2 separate regions of the Mus musculus genome follow, and region 2 is linked to region 1. The links are chromatin loops, found by intact Hi-C in ENCODE. Cell type or tissue: left cerebral cortex. All regions are shown on one strand. Links, peaks and the distances in the headings refer to the core of each region. The heading gives the core; the rest is flanking DNA.

The links. A loop is a pair of places that touch in the nucleus more often than their neighbours do. Peaks named below come from ENCODE experiments on the same cell type or tissue, not always from the same donor. Only the 100,000 strongest peaks of a DNase experiment are listed, where the experiment ranks them.
Region 2: a loop joins it to region 1, with 2.1 times the contacts of the local background. A loop is called at or near these places in 2 of 42 quality-filtered maps.

Annotation. Positions count from the first base shown.
Region 1 is chr5:101,761,530-101,769,571 of GRCm38, reverse strand. Gm42134 reads left to right here and starts at 4,309. Exons shown (of 6, transcript XR_880489.2): 1 at 4,309-4,602; 2 at 5,700-5,764. It overlaps Cds1 (CDP-diacylglycerol synthase 1), which reads right to left and starts at 4,442. Exons shown (of 13, transcript NM_173370.3): 1 at 4,083-4,442. The coding sequence starts at 4,199. It overlaps 9430085M18Rik (a long non-coding RNA gene), which reads right to left. Exons shown (of 3, transcript XR_001785073.2): 3 at 6,341-6,921. In left cerebral cortex, for the core only: a CTCF peak has its summit at 4,276; DNase peaks (open chromatin) are centred at 2,866, 3,089, 3,844 and 4,571; H3K4me3 peaks cover 2,805 bases; H3K27ac peaks cover 1,570 bases.
Region 2 is chr5:101,822,241-101,830,282 of GRCm38, reverse strand. Cds1 (CDP-diacylglycerol synthase 1) reads right to left here. Exons shown (of 13, transcript NM_173370.3): 13 at 6,431-8,042. Gm20548 (a long non-coding RNA gene) reads right to left here and starts at 4,100. Exons shown (of 3, transcript XR_001785074.2): 1 at 3,491-4,100. In left cerebral cortex, for the core only: no CTCF peak of the experiment used is centred there; DNase peaks (open chromatin) are centred at 3,596, 4,563 and 4,984; H3K27ac peaks cover 1,312 bases.

The DNA.
Region 1 (8,042 bases), core at 1,294-6,293:
ACAAACACCAGCAGCCTGGACCTACGGCTAACTTAAGAGCTGTGTGGATCTGGCACATAACAGTCTGTGGCCAGCAGAGTCTGCATAGTTTGCCCCTGGTCATTTAACATCCCCAGCCTTAGAAGTGAACTACTACTACCATTTGGCTTAAGCAAGCTTGATTCTAAGATCCATCAGCGCTCACTGTCTGAGTGAGAAAGGGGAAGGCCCAAGGCAAACACGTGGATTGCCAGGCTTCTGCAGCCTCTATTTCTGCTCTTTTTTTTTTTTTCCCCAAGAAGCATGCATCCTTCCTTCCTTTCCTGGTATCTATGTATCACTCCCCTGTGCTTTCCACGGACTCGGCTAGTGCTTAGGGGCTGGCTACCCACTATGTCTCTGAGGGCCCCTCATCTCTCACGACTTCTAACCATGAACAACCCCACAGCCCCATCCACAGAGAAAAAGGTCTTCCTTCATCCTCTTTTTATGGAAAATAAATGCATACAATATATTTTGATCATGTGTTCCCCTCCCCTACTCTTCTCTGGTCTTTCCCACCTCCCTACCCTCCCAACTCTCCCACCCCCACCTCCGCCAACCCCACCTCTCTACCTGCCCTGGGGTATGATTGAGATGCCCAATGCCACTATATTGGAGAAAGCTGATCTTCCCTTTGCAAGGAGGTATCAGGTGCAGATAGTTTCTTGGGGCAGGCATATTGCCCACTTCACCCTGAGAGCTGGCGACCCCTCTGGCCTAAGGTGTGCGGGTCCTGAGCATGCTCACTCCGTTTCTAATGGGTCCATAGGTGCATCGGTCCTGTAGTGAGTCATCTATATCACCTCTGGCTCTCACATCTCTGCACCTCCTCCTCTGCATGGCTACCTGGGCCTTGAGGGCAAGGTCCTCCTGTCTGAACTGCCTTCCGCTTCCCAACTACCACCCGTGTTCCTCGGCCTTTCACAGCAGAAAGTCTGGTTCCCATTAAGCTCTCTGGCTAAATTCTTCACACATCTTAGCTGTCATTCTAAAGTACCTCTGATGGCACCTTCTAAGCAACCCTTCCTCTCTCAGAGCCCAGGACCCTCCATGACTTGGCTACTCCTTACATCCCTGGCTCTTTTCTAACATGGACACTCTTTCATGAGTCTAAACACGAGCACCCTGGTAGGGCATCCACCAGCATGGCTCTCTCCAGTGTTGGACACCATCTCCCCTAGACTAACTAGTAACCCCATCAATTCCCATGGTGGGCTCCGCAACACCCTTCCCGGGGTTGCCCCTTCCAGTACTTTCTGGACCACTGCTCTTGAGCTATGTATAGATGCTGCTGCAGAACTTTCCAGTGTAGAGCTTGGTGTGGTGACACACATGTCATGCCAGCACTGGAGAGGCAAAGTCAGGAGGAGGAGGAAGGTGGGTTCCAGGTCAGCTGGGACTCCACTGGAAACTCGACTTCCTCGGAAACCAATAACCAAACCAACAACACAGCTTCTCAGAGTCCATTGAGTAAAGAGGAATGCCAAAGGCCTCAAGGCTCTCAAGAGTTCAACCTTGCCTCCCAACCCAGCAGTTTATAGTCTGGGGTTTCTAATTTCTGTGTTCTGTCTCTAGAATGCTGAGTTGGGAGGCACTTCTGAGTGCCTTCTGACTAGAACACCCTGCCCTAACCAGTCCTAACCCCTGTCCACTTGACTGACCTCCCAGGCATCTTCACTTCCGAGTTCAACACTCAAGTCCTCCTTAGAGCTTCCCCTACAGTCTCCATGTCCATTCGAGCCCTCTATGCTAACAAGGCCTTCACGGCTGTCTACTGAAAGCTGCCCACACATGGCTCCAGGGTGGGTAGTAGGCTGAGACGGGCCCTTGTTCTTGGTCAAGTACTACTTGGGTGTTTCAAGTCCTAGAGCATTCCCCTGCAGAGATGAAGCACTATTTCACATGCTAATTCTCTGGAGCACACAGAGCCTTGTCTGGGCAGAAGTCTCAGGGTCGTGAACAATAGAAATGTCCCATCAACCAGACCATTATAAAGGCTACAAAATGGCAAGGCATAGAAGTTCGGAGTAAGCAGGATGTGAGGTAGTCCTTCAATTCCTGCATTAATTTCTAAAGGTGTGGTTTTTTTTTTTTAAACTGGCTCTTAAACTTAACAACACTTAAGAGTTTCGATGGACCAAATATTAACCAGCCTCCAACGATGGCAGCTGACTTAAAAATAGCCCTTGACCTGGAAATATAGGTGTGTTCAAATACACACCCTGATAAGAAAGGACACAGAGAGGATGCAGCTCAGAGTCTGAAGGCTCTGAAAGTCAAGGGCTCCTTGAGAAGGGACTCCAGAACCACAGGGATATTTCAGCACAGTTTGAACATGCTCACCCTCTTCTAAGAAACATTGACAAAACCAGTCGCAGATGCAACACACTGCATTTGGAAAAGCCACATCCACCGAGATGTGAGACCGACTCAGTGACAGCCAGCAGTGCAGCATTTACAAACAAACAAACAAGCCGGTGGGGTAAGCAAGTCACCGAGGGATCAGGCTAATGAGTCAAGACACCACAGAAGCTGTTCCTAATTTAAATACATCCTGGTGCTTAAAAATAAGACGTTACACTCAAAAGCCGGTTTGTGCGCCGTTTCCCCATTTCCAGAACATGTTTTTTCTTAATAAAAGCTCGTTAGCTTCCTCCAGTTAAGGAAGTCGACATGAGGAGGCTGGTATTTCCTTGATTCTAAAGGATACCAGGGCTAAAACAAAATCCCAACCTAATTAATTCTATTTTGGGTCTGGTTTCCAAGGCACTCTTCACGGAGCTGCTCTCAGCCCATGGCTTTCCGTTTTTCAACCTTCCACAGCTGGAAAGTGTGTTTATTCTGTGTCACTCCTCGGCAGCACAAATGTTTCCCAGACTCTCATCTTAACTCCCTATCCATCAGGAACAGGGAAGAAGCTGTGGTTCTAAAATCACGTATTTATTGCTAACCATATTGTTGCGGCAGCACAGATTTGTAACTCAAGCTCTATCAAGTTCATCTGTGTAAGTTTTGGGAGGAACTTCCCCCTCAGTCACACTGCCAGAGAGCGTCAGAACAGCAAAAGGCAAAAGACAGAAAACAGAGAAGTTAGTTCCACTACCAAAAGGCAGAGAACTTGACCTTGGGCAACGCAAGTCCATTTGGGTTGTCTGTCTTTTGTGTCTGTTTGAGCCCCGGGCCAACCTTGAGCTGACTACAAAGCTGAGAATGATCTTGGCAGTCCTTGCCTCCACACCTACCCCCAAGTGCTGGGATGACGGCAGATACCACCACACTACATTCCACAAAACAGAAATCCAAGAATGATTCAAAAGTTTTGAGTCTCTCAAGCGAAGAGGAATTCTGTAAGCAAACTCGTATAGCAAATCTATTCTCTGGCCCAATTTCATAATCTACCAAGCTCATGCAGCCATAAAACTTTTATTATTTTTCCTCCTAAGTTCTTACTGGCACTGGTTTATCAGAAAACACACCTAAACGTTTGACTCTTCCTAGCTTCAATTATAATAGTGACCGTACATATCCGCATATTTTAAAATATGAAGCAAAGTTCATCTATTTTAAAGCGGGGGAGGAGTGGCGTGCTAAAAGTCTGGAATTAGCCTGTTCGGTTAAATGAAATCCACCGATGGGACAACTGCCTGGTTTGAGGCGCACTTACATGTTCCCCATATATGACAGCCTCAACCCTCCGAAATCTATCAGCCAGAAAAAAAGAACAGAGAAACGAAAGCGCAGCTTGGAGGAGCTCCAGAAGCCGGTCTGCGCCAGGCTCCAATGACAGGCTAGGACCCAAGGTGCCCGTCTTAAGTTTACTCCCAACTTTGTCGCCCTACCAAGGAAAGGCGAGAGAGGTGACAGCCACTAGACAGCCAGAGCGCCTGCGGGGACGGGTTCCATCCTGACCCCAGAACCAGGAGATCCGGGAAAGAAGCTAGAGTGCAGTCCGGTTCCGGAACGGCGGCCCGGCCGCGCACGCCCCGGGACAGAGGACGAGCAGGACCCCCCACGACACGCCCGCTCCAGGGGCGCGGCCCGGCCCCGCCGCACTCACTCACTTTGTCGCTGGTGCTCTCGGTTTCGTGGTCACCGCCGGCCGCCTCTCCCTCGCGGGGTGGCGGCGCCCCCGCTCCCCCAGGGCCGGGGCAGCCCCCGCGGTGCCGCAGCTCCAGCATGTCCCGCTCCCGCGTCGCTGGGCTGGCGTCGTCTAGCGCCCCGCCACCGCGGAGCCGCGCCGGGTCACCCCCAGAACGGCATCAACGAGCGAGCGCTCGAGGCCGCCGGCAGGGTGTGCGGACCGGCGCGGGCGGGGACGCGGCGCCGTTGCCAGGTGCGCCGTTCCACGCACTGGCCCCAGGGGGCGGAGGAGCAGCACGGCCCTCCCTCGCGCCTCGCGACCGCGCCACCCGGCCCGCCCCACCTTCCCGCCGCCGAGCTCCCGCAGCGCGGTCACGCGCCGCAGGCCCCGCCCCGCTCGCCCCTCCGCGCTGCACTGCGGTGCCCGAGGCCCCGCCCCGGGCGATGACGTCAATGCTCGGGCCCTGCCCCGGCTCCCTGGGCAGGTGGGGGCACGGAAAGGTACGCGAACGGCCGAGGACGAGGGACGAGCCAGGGACGGAGGAACGCGGGGGCGAGCCTGGGCGCCGCCGGGAAGTCCTCCTTGGCGCAGGGATGTCAGGCGGAGTTCAACTGACTCCTCCAAGGGACTCGGCCCTGCTTGACACGCCGCAGCGTGGCGGAGCGTCGCAGGCGTCCCCAAGCAGAAACTTGCTGGGCAGGACAGACCCGTTGGCTCTGCGTTCCAGCCAGTGCTTAACCTCCCTGGTGCCTGGGGATGAGTTGGCCAACAGTTTCAATATCGTACCCAGGTTCTGTACTGGGGAAACTCGGGGTTTTGAGTCTCTCAGAGAGTTTCTACCATAGGATCCACAGACAGCCTTTGATGCCCTAGGGCGCCGCTGCGGGGTACCTCTCTGAAAGACAAGGACCTTGGGACGCTAAAGGTGGAACAGGATGGACACATGATCTGGTTTAACTCTAGTCTAATCCTGTTAGCAGGTGCTTAGGGGGTTTTTTCACACATATTTGCGAGCTGGTCCTTAAAGGCCAAAGACACACATCCGTAATTCACACAAACCAGACAGAGGAGCACCTTTATTGTAATAAATCAACAATTTATCAGGTCATTACTAAAAATAAGTAATATGTTGTCCTTAAAGCCTCATAACTAACCAGCAAAACCAAACGTCAGAGGAGGATGCAATGAAAAACAGTAGACTCAGGTAGAGAGACACTTGCAGCCAAAACTGATAACCGGAATTCAATCCCCAACATGATGGACATAGAGAACTGCCTCCAGAAAGCTGTCCTCTGATCTCCACGCTGACACCCACACATATAAATAGATAAATATCATTTAAAACTAATGGAAGATATGAGATGGACGTGGTGTGGGTTTTCCATAAGGAACGGAAGACTGCTAGTAATTAGGTCAATTGATCTACATTGTTTTGGAGGGCCAGAGAAAAAGTACTTCTGGATACAAAGATAAAATGACCGTGGGGGTGGGGGGTGGGGGAGTAAGGGGTGGGGACCACAGAGGCTGGAATGGGTTGGCTCTGGCTGTTGATCCTACCCAGCAGAAAGGACCAGAGTTCCTTTCAACTTTCTTCCAGGAAGTTGAGGAGCCAGTGTTCTAACCCCCGTGGTGCCAATTATCTCCATGGCCTCTAGTAAGCAGGTAAGCCTATGTCCCCATCAGTGAAAGGAATAACAAGGAGGTTAGCCTCTCTTTTAGCTGTTCTGGTGCTTGTGTCAGAGGTGTCAGTGTCAGACTCACAGGCACAGGGAGGTAGCTCAGCACTTCTCCCTCCCTCCCTCTCCCTCCCACAGACAACCTCTAGGTTTTCTTCCTTTTCTTTCTTCTCCCTTTGGGGTGGTAGAGGAGGAAAGCCTGCTGAGGCAAGAGGAAACCGGAGAAGTCAGTCAGAGTAACAGAAGAAGTAGTACTCCTCCACCCAGGGAGGAGGGAGAGAACAGAGCCATCACCGTGCTCCCACCCTTCCTGAAGTTTGCCACTCCCTGTAGTTCAGCTGAGATGGTGATTTATTTTTGTCTTCATTATAGTTATTGATGCTCACTGAATGATCAATGGAACCACAGGCTTGCCACAGAGCCAGCCCCTACCCTCAGAACAGTCAGCAGTGCTTGTTGAAGAAGTGAATGAAGAAACAAATGGGTGGAGATCTATAGCCTGATGGGAAATTATTTGGCCTTTATGCTTTGTGTTTTATGTTTTGACTTACATGGTGCGATGTAACTATTCTTGGTTGTTAACTTGACTACATCTGGAATTAACTAAAACCCTGTGAGGGATTTTTTTCTCGACTGGATCATTTGAGGTAGGAAGACCCACCTGAAATCTGGGTCACACACTCTGGTAGCAGCCTCCATAAAGAACATGGAAAAAGTGAGCTGTTTGCTTGCTTGCTTGCCCTTGCCCTCCATGGCAAGTTCCCTTTCTTCACTGTATCAGAACCCACTTCTTTGGAATTCCTGGGTATACTGGAGACCAGCTGAGACTTCCAGCCTCATGATCTGGATGACTTTTGTATGGGTGGACTTCCCATCAGGAGACAGTCATTGTTGGAATATTCAGAATGCAACCTGTAAGCCAACTCGAATAAATTTCATTTAAGTAGATATGTAGACTGATGATAGATAGGTATGATAGGTAGGTAGGTAGGTAGGTAGGTAGGTAGATAGATAGATAGATAGATAGGTAAATAGATAGATAGGTAAATAGATAATAGGTAGATTCATTCAATCAGTGCTGTGTCTCTAAAGAACTCTGGCTAATTCATATAGGTATCTGCTTTTCTTCAGTTTTCACTTTACCTGTAAAAAGAGATTAACATGTGTTGAAAGAAGTTCTAGTAATGATTTTATATTTACCTAGAAAGTATCACACCACCACACCCTGTGTTTGCAGACTTTTCTCAGTGTCTCCCCACCACCACCTTTTTCTTTCCATCTTTCATTTTTCTTCACGTATTGCATCTGTGGTCGATGACACAAATCTGACATTTAATGACTCCCAAGCCTCCTCTGTCAGTTTTACTACAGTTTGCTCTGCCAGAGGGCTCCAGGAATCCCGGAGTACATGGGAGACACTGGGCCAAGACACACTTCTTGGCTAGTTTGAAGAGTTTCCACTACAGTGGGCTTGGAATTTCTTAGCTTTTAGCAAGGGGTTTGCTGAGGAGTGTGGAAACAAGGAGTGATGTTGTTGTTTATATGGTATCTATCTTAGTTTTTTTATTTATATGGTATCTATCTTAGTTTGTTATTTATATGGTATCTGTCTTAGTTTGTTATTTATCTGGTATCTGTCTCAGTTTGTTAGTTATGTGGTATCTATCTTAGTTTGGGTTTAACTTACCCAATCACTCACAATGACAGGAGCAGGTGAGGCAGTCACCTGCTACCCTACCCCTAGAACTGCCTCCCAAGGTACCCAGACTGGGGCAAGTCCCTCTCTTAGGTGAGAATCTGAGCTTGCTTTCCACAACGAAGGTTCTGAGGTACTTGGCAGTACCATTCCCAGCTTGCCAAGGGAAGAAAACCTCTGCCTTGCCAAGTGCTTCTGGTTGCCTGGATACTCTTCCTATAGCTTCTGTGACTCAACCCCAGCTTCAGCGACATCCCTTTCAGCTCTCTCTATAAGTTGGAAGTAAGCATTTCCGATTTAAGAGAGAAGGAGGTAAACACGGGCAGGCAGAGGGAGGGAGGTTAAATAACCATGTAGGTGGCAAAAGAAAAAAAAAAGCCACAGGAAATCATATGATCAACTGCTCACCAAAAAAAGAAAAGAAACATAATGTGTGTAATCCAGGATATAAATATGTATATATAGTTTTAATGAACTTTACTCATCTAAACTTGCAGTGATCCCTTCAAAAGCCTTTGCAAAAGAACAGCCCCCATAGGCTTGTAGATTTGAAAGCTTGATCACCAGG
Region 2 (8,042 bases), core at 1,920-6,919, 60 kb before region 1:
CTAAGGACTTCAAGGGGATGCTGGGACTTGAACGTGCTGCTCCTGGCTGAGAACCCAGTGCAGCGACAGAGCACACACACCCCTGGTATTAAAATGAAATGCCCACCACGCACGCATGCACGGTTTTGCCCACAACAGGCAACCACTCCTTTGCAAACTGCGTCTGGAAAGCACCATGGGAGCAAAGTGCAGCCTAAGCAGTCCGAGACTGGACACCTATAGTCACTGAGACTGGACGCCTACAGTCACTTCATAATGTCTGGCTCAGCTGCTCGAGTCTACCAGGTCACCAGACGTGCTCCTAGTTCAAATTCAAATCCACACACACAGGATGCTGCTTTTCCTTCTAGCAGAGCAATCCCTGTGTTCATGATGCACATTCTGCTGGGCCACCAGGAAGTAAGACAGCAACCCTCTTTTAGAACTTTCTAGCCTCAGAGCCTCCCCTTTAAATAGCTGCCTCTGCTTAAGTTTCCAGCATCCACTCCATGTCCCACTGTTAGAAGTCATTGAAGTATGATTCTCTTCCAGTGTGACTTGGCTCTGCGGACCTCGTATTTCTGGTTTTGACCCTCCGTGGAATTTGTACTATTTAAACGTCACAACACAAAGCCTTGCCATGTGTTCCCTGGGGTCCTTCCCTCTCTGACTACGTGCTTCCTTCCCTGCTTGTCTTTAGTCTTGTGTGGACTCCCTCTGTCTTGGAGTGGCTCTTCCACTCACTGTCCACTTGCTGAGACTCACAGTTTGAGAACAGTGTGAGTCTCAGACCTGGGTGCCATGGGTGCTTTTCGCTCCCCTCCCAGCAGCTGCAGCAATGCCAAGTTGGGGTACTTTGCCAGTTAAAACCCTGACCGGCTTCTCTATTGCCAACTCGCCATTCCATGGCTGCCCTTTGTTCCTAACAGAGCCTTCTGCCTGCCCCAAGCCAGCTCTTCTTCCTCGATGCTTCAGGTCTTGGATGATCATTCAATGAGAGACTAAATGAAGACAACCCCCTCCCCCACACCCCCCACACCCACCCACACACACCCCTGCAGTCACAGTGCCAGCACTCCTGGCTACAGTGAATGTCCTGTGGTCCCAGCAGTTGGCCAGGCCATACTACTATCCCCACACAACTCCTCACTGTCCCGCTTTGTGCTGGCACATGGTGGGATCCCATGGTCAGCTGTGGCAAGGCCTGGCACTGTGCCCTACCAGAGCATGCTTAAGCACCCTCGCTTCGGCTTGAATGCAGTTTTGGCAGAAATCTTAAAGCATGTGGTGTTGCATTTGAGTCTCTGTGGGTCCACACCCCATGCCTGAACATCTGTGTAAAACTCACAGACATTTGGTTCTAAACCTTCAAGGCCCCTTAGTCCTGGACGGAGGGCCCCTGGAGCAGCATGTCCAGGCCACAGTGGCTTTGCCCAGAGCCAGAAAAGAAAGTTCCCAAATCCTGCCTCTAACCTCCATTCCCAGGCCACCCCTGGCCAGCAGGCAATCACCTCCACTTGTCTGCACCTGATGCAGGGTAGCCGTGGAGAACCCTAGCAGCCCTCCTTGCCCCGTCCTCGGGCCTGGCGTGTGCCTTACCCATTCTGCCTGTTTGCAGATCCCACAGTATAGGTGCCAGAGTAAGTGATATGAATAAATTTGAGATACCCTGGCCATGAGTAGGCATGGTGGCTACACCTGGAACCATAGCATTCAGGAAGCTGAGGCAGGAACATGACCAGTGTGGGGCCAATCTGGACCACAGAATAACAGGACAACCTGGGCTATAGACTTGAGAGGGTCTCAAATACACAAAACTTTTAACTATCTGTTTCTCCCCCCTCCCCTCCCCCTCCCCTCCCCCTCCCCCTCCCATTTCCCCTTCCCCCTTCCTCTCTCTCCTTGTGTTTACATGTATTTGTGACTGGCCATCCACGGTACACATATATCCAGACTACATCCCTCAGTGCTGAGTAGAGGTCTGTTGTATAACTGGCTCATGTTAGCTGTGTGGTCCCTCTTTCCTGTGCCCTGAGCAGAGAGGGATTCAGTGGGCTTTCTTCACAGGGAACAGCACAATCCCAACTCTCTACACTCTGCTGCTTCCAAGTTTCTATGACAACACATCTCTGACCTAGGGACAGGATGCTTTCTAGTCTAAAGAGGTATCTGCTTAAAAAAAAAAAAAGTAGGTGACCCCGACAAGCTGTCCCAACAGCTACAGAATGTACCAGAGCCTCTGGCCCTACTTGGGCCTTCCCTGTTCCCCTCTTCTTCCCTCACCCCTAGCTTTAGCCCTTCCTGAGTAGACAGCATCCTCTGACATGTCTCCCCAGCTGACCCGGAAGGTTTTTGAGGGCAGAGTGTGGACTTAGCTATCTGATCACTAACGTGTCATTTCAGTCAAATGTTGTTTCACATACATTTAGTGAAAAAATATCTACCCTTCAGAAACTAAGGGTTTAGGGCGGTGGTGAACACAGTCCACGGAAAGACGTCATGGCAGCAACTCAGGCTGTTCAGAGACCTGGAGGCAGGAGCTGATAACACAGGTCATAGAGGATGCCGCTTCCTGCCTTGCTCCCCAGGGCTTGTTCAGCCTGCTTTCTTACCTAACCCAGGACCACCTGCCCAGGAACGGCCCCACCCACAATGGGCGGGGCCCGCGGCCCGCCCCCATCAATCACTAATGAAGAAAATGTCTCCCAGGCTTGCCTACATCCTGGTCTTCACGAAGCGTTTTCTTAATTGAGCTTCCCTCCTCTCAGACGACTCTAGTTTGTGTCAGGCTGATATAGAACTACCCAGCAAAGGAGTGGTAGAAATGAATATTCTCAGTAGTATATGCCCAAAGAAAATGGATTTGGTTTTCTTTCCTTTCCCTTTACATGGTCTCCCTACAATGCCCCAGCTGGCTTCAACTCCCCAATCATGCCTCTGCCTCCAGGGTGCTGCGGTTACAGGCATGACCACCACAGCAGGCAGGAATTCTCTTGTTCTGTGCCTACAAATGCTCCACACTGTGGGAAATGGGGCCCTCAGTGGTCTGTATAAGGAAGGCTCTTGCCTTGGCCGTCTGGAAGCTAGAACACCTACTTCAATGATCACATGCCTGGAACTTCCACCAAGTCTCTTTGGTCTAGGCTTCCTGTCATGGTTTTTGGTTTGGCTGGTTGTTCCTGGGCGTGCTAGATTCTAGTCTTCAGCTAGGGTCAACACATTTGGACTAGGACTTGTTCCTTCTTTCCCTGCCCCCCTCCATGGAGAGGGAGACTCCAAAAACAAAAGCCAGAGCTGTCAAAGTGGGGTTTCCTAGTGCTGTCTAGGAAATCCTCTCTCTGGGCAGAATGTGGACTTAGCTATCTCTGACGTCAGAAGGGCACGGAGCGCTTGTCCTCGACTTTTCCTTCCCTGTCAGTTCTCCTGCTGTCTCTTAGTTTGCTCTCTACCGATGCGATATAAAACACCATTGCCAAAGGCAAAGCCGGGGAGGGAAAGGCTACAGACTTACACAGTGTACCACACAGTCCATCATCGCAGGAGTCAGGGCAGGAGCCTGAGGCAAGAACTGAAGCAGAAGCCCACGAGGGAATGCGGCTTACTGGCTCGCTCAGCCTTTCTTGTCTTTTCTGGCTGTGAGCCTAGCCCTTCACAGCTCAGCCGGCTCCCAGCCCTCAGCCTGCCTTCTTACACCATTATCACCGGCCCAAGGATGGCCCCGCCCACTCAGAGCTAGACCCGCCCAAGTCAGTCATTTATCAGGAAGATGCTCTATTGACATGCCTGGAGCGTCCCTCTTCCCAGGTGACTCCAGCTTGTGTCTAGCTGACAAAAAGGTGACACGATTTATCAAGGACATAGTGATAACTTTTTGAAACAGTTAAGTTTTCCATTTTTTCTAATTCAACCTTGTTCAGAGGCAGAGTCTCTTGTATCACAGTTCTAACAAGTCTTTATGAAGACCACCCCATCAGTACGCTGAACCAGAGTTCCCCTTCCTGTGTAGTAAAGGTTGGGCCTCAGGGATATCTTCTTATCATTTCCCCTTCCACTCTCTGATTCTTTAAATTCCAAGTTTTGTGATGGCAAATTTTAACATAGACCTAATTTGTACTCTTTGCCTCACTCCCCCAGCCCCAACCTATCTCCCCCAACCCCAGGGTATTTTTGTGGGTTTTTTTTTCTTGTTTTTTGTTTGTTTTGTTGTTGTTGTTTTAGGCTTTTTTTTTTTTTTTTTTTTTTTTTTTTTTTGCCACTTAAGAGGCTCACGGAGGACAGCATCTTTGTGATTTTCTTTGTAAATCCCTCCCGTATGGAAGCAAGTTCTTCCTGCACAGTCAGCGGCCCTCAGTTGCTTGTCTCTCACCCATAACAAAGGCGGGTACAACTGATGCCACAGTCACTCGCTAGCCCATGGTAACCCATTCCAGATGTGCTGCTTTCAAAGTCTATATGTTCTCTAGTGCATCAGCCATTGAAGCAGCTCTCACCCTGCTGACTCTATACACCACAGAGGCCGCCCACTGGATACCACACAGAAGACAGCCGCCTGGGATTTGCCACAGATACTGGGCCTTCAGACAGAGCAGCCTCAGCTTATCTTAGCCTTGCCTGTCACATCAGTTGGGGGCAAGCAGCTACCACCTCGGCAAGAAGGCTGCCTGCCTCCCGAGCCCTCCCTACTTCCAGGAGGAGGTGCTGATCTGTCCAAACTTAGAAGGCTCCCCTGTGAGATCAGCTGCTCTGACTTCAAGAGAACAATGGCCTCCTCAGACCAGGAGAACAAAGCTGCCTTGCTGTTCCTCAGGAGCTGAAGGGACTGCGGGAAGCTGCGGAAAACGACCGGCTGAGGTTCAAACATGAACTTACCACACAAGCCAGCAATTCCACCCCCTTGCAATCTATGAAAGGGAACCGAGGGCGTGTCCACAGGCATTTCTTTCTAGAAAGTCTTACAGGAACATTTTTCATAAAAGCCCCAAGCTGGAAGGAATGCAAGTGACTATCAGCTGGTAAGTGGGCTGTCCAAATCCAATATTCATAAAAAGTAGCAATGCATATAAAAATACTGTGCCTGATGCAGAAATCCGCATACCCATGATTCCATTAGCGCAGAACTCCCACAAAGGCAGACTGATGCAGGTTAAGCACCAGCTCAGGGACTGACCATATTTGGGCATCCAAACAGGGAGTAACCACAAATGGGTGGGCACCAGGGACGTTTGGTGAGAACATGGAAATGGCTTCCAACCATCATTGGTTTGAGTGACTTTTGATAGATTACCACTGCTGCTCTGTTCTGAGGCAAGTTCTCATGAGACCCAGGCTGGTCTGGAAGTCACGCACAGCTGAGGCTGACCTTGGCCTTGACGATCCTGCTTCTGTCCTCACTAGCGCTGGCCTGACAGACATGCGTTATCATGCCCAGGCTGGCATGTAAATTACATCTCAACAAAGTGTCTGGTGGGAAAAAAGACATCCTTACCAATGAAGTATGTCCATCTTACCTTACCAAACTAATGAAAAATGTTTACAGGTTTTTTTTTTCAAGAATATTCCCTAAACTTAGCACTCTTTTAGATCCCAACTGAAGGTTAAAAGTCACATGATCGTGAACAGAAAACCATCCAAACCCACTAAGCTCCAGTTGGACCCAGCAGGAAGGAGGCTGGAGTTCACAGAAAGGCCCCAGCAGACTCTGTGGGCTTGGAAGGAGAGCGATTTGGAGTTCTGTTCTTCCAGAGTGGCTTTCCTTTCCCCTGCTGATGGGGATAGCTTGAGCATCTCAGGGATTTTCTCTGTGCCCTTTGTACATGTTAGGAAACTGCAAGGGTTCTCCCTGCTCCTTTTTGGAGAACACTTATTATCAAAAGATGTGCTTGACTAAATGACCCACGCTGTGCGGATTCCACAAAGCTCACCATATCTATACATGAAGACACCAGGCTGTCAGAATGGCTATTGGTTTGAATTGTCTGGACCCTGTTTTCTTTGCAGCAGTTTCATGGGCTTCCAAATACATAGACCCTGAACTGAAGGGGATTCTCAAAGGTGTTCAGGTGGTGCCCCGTCTCCCATGAACCTGGGGTTTGCATGTCTCCACTCTGTCCACCCCCGCTGTGAGGTGTCTCCTCGTGTCTGTCTGAGTGGGGCAGAGAACTGTGAATTGCAGTGTTGTTGTGTCCAGAAGGACCCACTGTGCACGTAATGCCACCAGAGCACCACAGCCGAAGCAGCCGCTGGTTTTCAGCTCAGCAGCATCAGCCTGCGGACTGACCAGCTACTCCACATTGGACACCAATCAGAGTTCCCTCGTGTGTGAGCAGCAAGGGACAGTGAAGCTCACCTTAGGAGGAGGTAAGGTGACACTGTGGGGCGAGGAGCTGTCTAGAAGCCCAGTGCTTACAGAATGCTTTTTCTCCGATTAGAAAACAGCAGCGCAAAGTCAAAATACCATTGGATCTTTATTTTTCTATCCCAGTTTCAGTAAAAAGATTCAGAGGACTGATTGACACATATCATAAGCTCTACAGTATATATATCCACAGCGCTGAGGGCTGATAGACACATATAATAAACTCTCACCCCGTACAGTATATCCACACTGTCTCGACCTTTCTTCTCATCAGACCAGGTGTCGCCATGACCTCTGTTCAAAGTGCAAAGGGACAAAAGTGGGGGCAGCCTTTAATCTCGGACAGCAACTGTCTGTGTGAATCCACAAGGAAGACTAGGGAGAGCGCCCTGGTTCTCAGACATCACCATCCCAAAAGCTACCAGGTCAGACAGCAGTTCAAAGGTCGATTTTCCATCGATGGATCTCTGCTGTGGAGGGCCTTCCTGGTTGCCACTCATCCACCACTTCACTCCACTGGATGACGCCTGTTCCAGTGCAAATGGAACGCTGGTCACAGTCGCTCTCACGGTGGTTGTTTGCTATAGTCCACTTTAATGTACACGCTATAAAAAGTAGGCTAAAATGTTCATTACTAGAGTGTTGTTGTTAAAGAACTCGCTTGTTTTTATATGGCATAATGTACACCCAGCTCTAAAAGATCTAATTGAGAAGAGCTTTTATTGTAACCCCAGATAGTCCTAGTTTCATCCTTTGTGTTTAGAATATTGATTTTTAATACGTGTATTAAGTAATGCTTCCATAATTCTGCCTCGCAAGCCATGAGAGCATGGTGGGTAAGGAGAAGCCACCATGTCCTCAACCATCCTTTACCTCTGCAGACAGCCTGTTCCTGGACATGCTCCTACCACAAGGCTTCCCTCCATTTCTTTTGTGCCTGCAACTCATTTATGGTCAACATCTGGGGCGGGGCGGGGGGACACACAAAAGCAGGGGACACTGACATCAGCCACTGAGAGGGGATCTCCTAAGGTGACAGCGCTCCCCTGGCTTGTATGCAGAGGGCGTGGGCTGAATCCAGCGCAGGGTCACCAGTCACCTGGGGGCCAACAATGGTGTTCTCAGGACTGCTACTGATGCCTGTGGGCTCCTCCTCAGAACCCTAGCGCATCCACAGTGGGAAGGAAATATGGGTGATTTCTAACTTAAACAAAATATTTACTCTTTTCATTACCAAACTATCCTCTGCAGCATCTCCATTTCTCCCCCTCCAGGTCGTCTCTGCGGGTGACCGCGACATTTGGTTAAGTATGGCTGCAGAGCACACACAGCAACAGGAGATCCCCTAGTCCACTCACAGGGTCCGGCCCCACCTGCACAGGGGCAAGGTGTGGCATTTGTAGGCTTTCCTGCTTCATGGCTGCTGTTTCTGCTGTACTTTTATTCTTGGGTTCAGGAAGTGCAAGGTGACAGAGGTTAATTACCAGCAGGGGGCTGGCCTGGAGCTGGGTCTTTAGGGAAAACTCTCCTTTCCAGGTGGCTCCCCAGCCACCACCACACACCACTCATCCCTACCATCCCTGGTGAGGTATTTCTGGTGGAGGAGCCTCGTGCTGGGCTCGCCATGCAGGACCCACTCTGAGTCTCTTTTGCATCAGAAATGGATTCTGATAACTTCTTTTTCAACAAATCAACAGTGGTCTAAGCA